Linked DNA regions of Homo sapiens: region 2 is linked to region 1. A link is an interaction called in ENCODE POLR2A ChIA-PET data of the cell type or tissue named here. Cell type or tissue: B cell. All regions are shown on one strand. Links, peaks and the distances in the headings refer to the core of each region. The heading gives the core; the rest is flanking DNA.

Region 1 (4,104 bases), core at 908-3,407:
ATTGTAGAATCTTCTGCAGGGCTTTTTAACTGAATGCAGTGTCTGCACCCATTCCAGACCAACTAAGTCCAAATCTCTGATTGATTCAGAACCTCTCAGTTGCATGCAGGGTTAAGGGCCCTGGTCAACTCACGCTGGTCCTCTAGACTGCAGCTCAAGCATCACTTCCTCAGGGAAGCCCTTCCTGACCTCCCTGACCAGGCCCATTTCCAATATTTTGTACTCAGCACACCACATACCTCTTCTTGCTGTCACATATCTTAGGGACATCTAAATATTAGGTTGGTGCAAAAGTAATTGCGGTTTTTGCTATTGTAAATAATGGTGCAATAGTAATTAGTTAAAAGTAATTAAAAATAATGGCAAAAGCACAGTTACTTCTGCACCAACCTAATATTTACTTACATGGTGACAAAGAACCCAGATTCTGGATAAAAATGAATCACTAGCTGTGTGACCTTGGGCGAGTTACTTAACTTCTCTGTGTCTCAGTTTTCTCCCCTATAAAATAGGAATAGTCAAAAACCTGTTTTACATGGTCGTTGAGGATCAAATTAGTTCATAATATGTAAGGCGCTTGGAACAGTGCCTGGCACATGGTGAGTGCTGTATGTGGTAGCTGTTACTGCACTAGTAATTATTACCCCCTGCTGGGATCTGTAAATCCCTGAAGGTGGGGTTGGCATCCGTTGTTTGATCACTCCACACCTAGGATGCTGCATGAACATAATAGCTCTTCAATACCTGTCTGTTCAGCAGAGTGGCGTCCTAGTGAGGTTCTTGGTAAAAGATGAAAGGTGAGATGTGGAATTGCAAAAAAAAAAAAAAAGTATAGACATCAGAGTTGGCCTGCACAGAATTCACCTTCCTCAGTTAGGGCCCTTGTCTATGCGGGCCTGCTGGTTCAGGGTCATTGTTTCTAGCGGTCATGAGGATCAGAGCCTGCCTGGACTTGCTGTGTGCAGAGTCCCCGGTGCAGATGGCCACCTGGCAGGCATTTGCTCCAGCAGCATCCTTTGCAGGAATGGGAGGCTCCTCTGTAATTCACAAACTCACCGTGTCCTTCTATACAGAGGATCTTTCTGCTCTTCTGAAATGCAGACTTGGGTGTGCTGAGAGCTTCTGTGACAGAGGGTGCTGTCAGGAAGCTGGGCATCCAGGGCTGCACCTGGAAACCAAGCTGGCAGCGGCTTTGCAAGTTGAATAATCTTATGTTGTGATCTTGCATTTACGGGACCCCCCACTTAGCAAAAAGGGGTGCTCAGACCACTTCCCTTAGTTGGCTTACGGCACTGCAGGGGGAGAGGGGTGGGGAGGGGAGGAGATGGGTGTGGTTTTGTGGGTGATGGAGGATTTATTTATAATGTGGGTGTGATCCGTTGCCATGTGACTATTCCCTGAAACTACTGTACACCCTGAGCAATGAATGCACAACCCGGCCTGCACAGGAAGAGGTGGGGCTCACTCTGTGAACAGCCTCCACCAGAACTCGAAGGCCCCCTGGGGAATACCAAGCCTAACCCCTTTGTTTTCAGAAGGAGGAACTGAGACCAGACCATGGCAGTGACTTGCCCAAGATCACAGATGTCATTTTTATTCTAAGCTAACATTTGTCATATGGATACTACATGCCAGTCACTGTGCCAAGCTAAGCATCATCATTGTGATTTCATTAATCTGTACACATCTAGAAAGCAGGCTCATTATATTCAGCAAACACTTGCATAGTGTATATATGATGTGCCAGGCACTGTGCTGAGTCTTTTACAAATATTAATCCATTAAATTCTCATAATCCTATGAGGATTTAGTGTGATTATTATTTCCTTTTATTTATTTATTTAAGACAGAGTCTTGCTCTTGTCACCCAGGCTGGAGTGCAATGGCATGATCTCGGCTCACTGCAACCTCCACCTCCTGGGTTCGAGCAATTCTCCTGCCTCAACTTCCTCCCAAGTAGCTGGGACTACAGGCACCCGCCACCATGCCCAGCTAGCTAATTTTTGTATTTTTAGAAGAGATGGGGTTTTACCATGTTGGCCAGGCTGGTCTCGAACTCCTGGCCTCAAGTGATCCGCCCGCCTTGGCCTCCCAAAATGCTGGGATTACAGGTGTGAACTGCCGCGCCTGGCCTTATTTCCATTTTAAAGATGAGGACCCTGAAGCTCAGAGAGGTTGGGTAACCTGTCCAAAGTCACACAGCTGGGAGGTCATTGAGTTGGGAGTCAATCTCAGACAGTCTGGCCTTGAAGTGTCTGCTCCAGCACTGTCATTTCTCTCCATGTGACAGCTCTTCTCTCCATTTTACAGGTGAGAAAATCAAGGCTTATATAACTCAAGTAGCTTGCTCGAGGCTGCACGACTGGAAATTACCAGAGCTGGTGTTGAATTTGCACATTCCAGCTATAGAATCTGACCCCTGATCTCATGCTAAACTCCCTCTCAGTGGGGCTAGGGTCTTTTGGCTGAGGGGTCCAAGCTGGGAACAGGTCACGGGGGTTGAGGCAGAGCCTGAAGCCAGCAGGTGGAGGTGGGGTGGTGTCAGCCAGGTCTACCTGGGTTGACTCTGAACCTCATGCAGTGGAGCAGTTACTCCCTTCCCATGGGGCAGAGCCCCAGCTAGGTGGCCATCGCCTGGTTACACCCTCTAATTCCTTAAGATTTCAGCTTAAACTTCATTTTCTCAGGGAAGCCCTCCTGACTCTATCCAGCCGACACTCTCCTTGTAAATTCTCTAAGCACTGAGTGTCTCCTTTGCAGCTGTTGGAAGTGTACATTGGTTTATGCTTCTTTATTGTTTTCCCCAACTAGACTGACATAGGGAAGGTACTCAACGAATATTTGGTGACTAAATGGTTAAATAAGTGAATGGCTTATAGCTGTAGTAGAAGGAATTGGCACAGGAAATCAAGACTGAAGTCCAAGAAGTGGAAATATATATAAGGTTTATTGGGAAAAGTCACAACTCAGTAGGCACAGGGATGCCCTGAGCAGTGATAATTAATAATTAATAGTTAATAATAATAGCTTGTACTTATTGAGTGCCTGCTCTGTGTCAGGCAGCTGTTTTAAAGGTTGTGGGTAATTCATTCCCTAGAACCTCACAAAACAAATATTGTTATCCCCTAGGGATAACTACCGCTAGGGTTATTATCCTAGCTCCCCCTAGGGTTGTTGTTCCTAGACAGTTAAGGTTAACTAGGGATAACATCAAGAGAGCTGGCCCAAGGTCACCATTTCTTCCCAGCTTTTAACCAACGTTTTGAGAATACAGTATTCCCCATCAAAATCGTGGCTCACCACGGCTGTGAGTTTCACCCAGCGGCCTGGGTGGTCATGGTGAAAGCTAGAAATACATCTCTGGAAGACATTTTCAGGTATGCTACAGAGGCTGGCATACCCGGGCTAAGAGCTGCTGGCCTGGCTAATGAACTAAGATCACTCGTTGAAACAACAGGTATAAATCTCCAAGCAGAAAAGACTCGCTTAACATGGATGGCAAATGTTGTCTACCAAGAAGACCCAAGAAAATAATCAAATACCCTTTGCCAAGAATGTCTGGTTATAAAATAAAGATATAAATGACAATAACTTTTCTGTATTTTAGCAACAACCAGTTAAAATAAATTTGAAAAAATCCCAGTTAAAATAGCAATAAAGAGGTAAAATACCTAGGAATAAATACTTAGGCCCCAACTAAGAGAGTTTATGGGGGAAAAAATCTTTTCTGGAAAAACACAAGAAGGCTCAAATTACATGTGAATTCCACCCCTAGCTCCCCCAATCTGTTTTTCTCCTGGCAGCCGTGGTTCTATATCACATCCCACCTCACCCCTTAGCTCAGCCACAGCACCCAGCTCTGCACAATTCCTTATTCTAAATTCTGATTGGCCCAGTTCTTCCTTCATAAATTTCATATCACTGACCCAACCTTGGTCTATTCAGCATTGGCTGGAAGTATGAGGTCAGATGCTTTACTGTCCACTGAGCTGGTGCTGTAGGTTGGAATTTTTCTAGAAGGGTCAATAAGTTAAGCAGCCAATGATTGGCATTTCCAGCACAATCTGGGAGAATACATGGATAAGAATAACCAAGAAAAATTTG
Region 2 (2,500 bases), core at 1-2,500, 410 kb before region 1:
TTTGTTATGTACTAAGAAAAATTCTTCTGCCTTGAGATTCTGTGACCTTACCCCCAACCCCGTGCTCTCTGAAACATGTGCTGTGTCAACTCAGAGTTGAATGGATTAAGGGCGGTGCAAGATGTGCTTTGTTAAACAGATGCTTGAAGGCAGCATGCTCCTTAAGAGTCATCACTACTCCCTAATCTCAAGTACCCAGGGACACAAAAACTGCGGAAGGCCACAGGGACCTCTGCCTAGGAAAGCCAGGTATTGTCCAAGGTTTCTCCCCATGTGATAGTCTGAAATATGGCCTCGTGGGAAGGGAAAGACCTGACCGTCCCCCAGCCCGACACCCGTAAAGGGTCTGTGCTGAGGAGGATTAGTAAAAGAGGAAGGAATGCCTCTTGCAGTTGAGACAAGAGGAAGGCATCTGTCTCCTGCCTGTCCCTGGGCAATGGAATGTCTCGGTATAAAACCCGATTGTATGCTCCATCTACTGAGATAGGGAAAAACCGCCTTAGGGCTGGAGGTGGGACCTGCGGGCAGCAATACTGCTTTGTAAAGCATTGAGATGTTTATGTGTATGCATATCTAAAAGCACAGCACTTAATCCTTTACATTGTCTATGATGCAAAGACCTTTGTTCACGTGTTTGTCTGCTGACCCTCTCCCCACAATTGTCTTGTGACCCTGACACATCCCCCTCTTCGAGAAACACCCATGAATGATAAATAAATACTAAGGGAACTCAGAGGCTGGCGGGATCCTCCATATGCTGAACGCTGGTTCCCCGGGTCCCCTTATTTCTTTCTCTATACTTTGTCTCTGTGTCTTTTTCTTTCCTAAGTCTCTCATTCCACCTTACGAGAAACACCCACAGGTGTGGAGGGGCAACCCACCCCTACAGTTACACTTTTTCTTTTTGTCATTGTTTGAGACAGAGTCTCGCTCTGTCGCCCAGGCTGGAGTGCAATGGTGCGATCTTGGCTCACTGCAACCTCTGCCTCCTGGGTTCAAGCGATTCTCTGCCTCAACCTCCCGAGTAGCTGAGACTATAGGCGCCTGCCACCACTCCCGGCTAATTTTTGTATTTTTAGTAGAGACTGGGTTTCACCATTTTGGCCAGGCTGTCCTTTCTGCCCAGAATATCCGTTGCTTCTGCTTTGACCTACTTATCCCGCAAGGCTCAGCTAAATTGCCATCTCCCATGAAGTTTTTCTGGGACTCCTGGGTTGTCCAAACTGCTCAGCCTTGAGCTTCCATAATAGCACCTGGAACATATCCCTTAAATTTTTTTTTTTTTAGCTTCCTTTTTTTTTAATTAGAGTCTCGCTCTGTTGCCCAGGCTGGAGTGCAGTGGTGCAATCTCTGCTCACTGCAATGTCTGCCTCCCAGGTTCAAGCGATTCTCCTGCCTCAGTCTCTCGAGTAGCTGGGATTACAGGTGTGTGCTACCACACCCAGCTACTTTTTGTATTTAAGAGACAATGTTTCACCATGTTGGCCAGGCCGGTCTCGAACTCCTAACCTCAAATGATCTGCCCACCTCGGCCTCCAAAGTGCTGGGATTATAGGTGTGTGCCACCGTGCCGGGTCTGAAACATACCCCTTAAATTTAAAGTACAGTCCTGACTGCTTTATGCGACAGTCTCTCCCACTAGACTGTGTACTTCTCAATGGCAGAGGTCTCACAGCAATGATTTACATACCTACTGTGTCAAGCAGATGCTCAGTTTGTGCAACCATTACTGACTAGAATTACTTTGTGCCTTAGTTTTGTTGACTCTTGTTATTATCAAGATAATAATACAGGTTTCTCAAGGTTCATGAGTAAATTAAATCTTTACAAAAAGTTCTCCAGTATCTATGATACACTAGCAAATAATTTGAGGTTAAAAATTGTGGGTATAGAATTTGTAAAAGAGGCTGGGTGTGGAGGCTTACACCTGTAATCTTAGCATTTTGGGAGGGGATGCCACAGTGGGTAGATGGCTTGAGCCCAGGAGTTCGAGACCAGCCTGGGCAACATGGTGAGACTCTGTCTCACAAAAAATTTTTTTTTAATTAGCTGGATATGGTAGCCCATACCTTAGTCCTAGCTACTGGGGAGGCTGAGGTTGGAGGATCGCCTGAGTGTGGGGAAGTTGAGACTGCAGTGAGCTGTGATACCACTGTACTCCAGCCTGTGCAACAGAGTGAGACTGTCTCAAAGAAAATATAATAGACATCCTTTGAAAAAGAAAATTAAAAAAATACCAGAATTTGTAAATGAGCAAAAACTACAGTATGATAAAAATGTATCTTTTTTTGTGTGTGTGATCCACCCACCTCTTATGATCCACCCGCCTCAGCTTCCCAAAGTGCTGGGATTATAGCACTGCACCTGGCCAAAAATGTGTCTTTTTTTTTTTTCTGAGACAGAGTCTTGCTCTGTCCAGGCTGGAACGCAGTGGTGTGATCTCAGCTCACTGCAACCTCCGCCTCCCGGGTTCAAGTGATTCTCCTGCCTCAGCCTCCCG

What was found. ChIA-PET counts read pairs that join two places held together with the same protein. Peaks named below come from ENCODE experiments on the same cell type or tissue, not always from the same donor. Only the 100,000 strongest peaks of a DNase experiment are listed, where the experiment ranks them.
Region 2: POLR2A ChIA-PET joins it to region 1 with 5 read pairs; 2 of 35 experiments call an interaction of 5 or more read pairs at or near these places.

The regions. Positions count from the first base shown.
Region 1 is chr16:24,012,968-24,017,071 of GRCh38, forward strand. The region is part of intron 3 of PRKCB (protein kinase C beta); the gene reads left to right. Among named protein-coding and RNA genes, the nearest start is that of PRKCB, 180 kb to the left of the region's middle. RefSeq lists enhancers at 1,484-1,603, 1,714-1,783. In B cell, for the core only: no CTCF peak of the experiment used is centred there; DNase peaks (open chromatin) are centred at 1,484, 2,295 and 2,577; H3K4me3 peaks cover 493 bases; H3K27ac peaks cover 2,364 bases.
Region 2 is chr16:23,599,556-23,602,055 of GRCh38, forward strand. No RefSeq gene overlaps it. Among named protein-coding and RNA genes, the nearest start is that of NDUFAB1, 4.5 kb to the left of the region's middle. In B cell, for the core only: no CTCF peak of the experiment used is centred there; no DNase peak of the experiment used is centred there.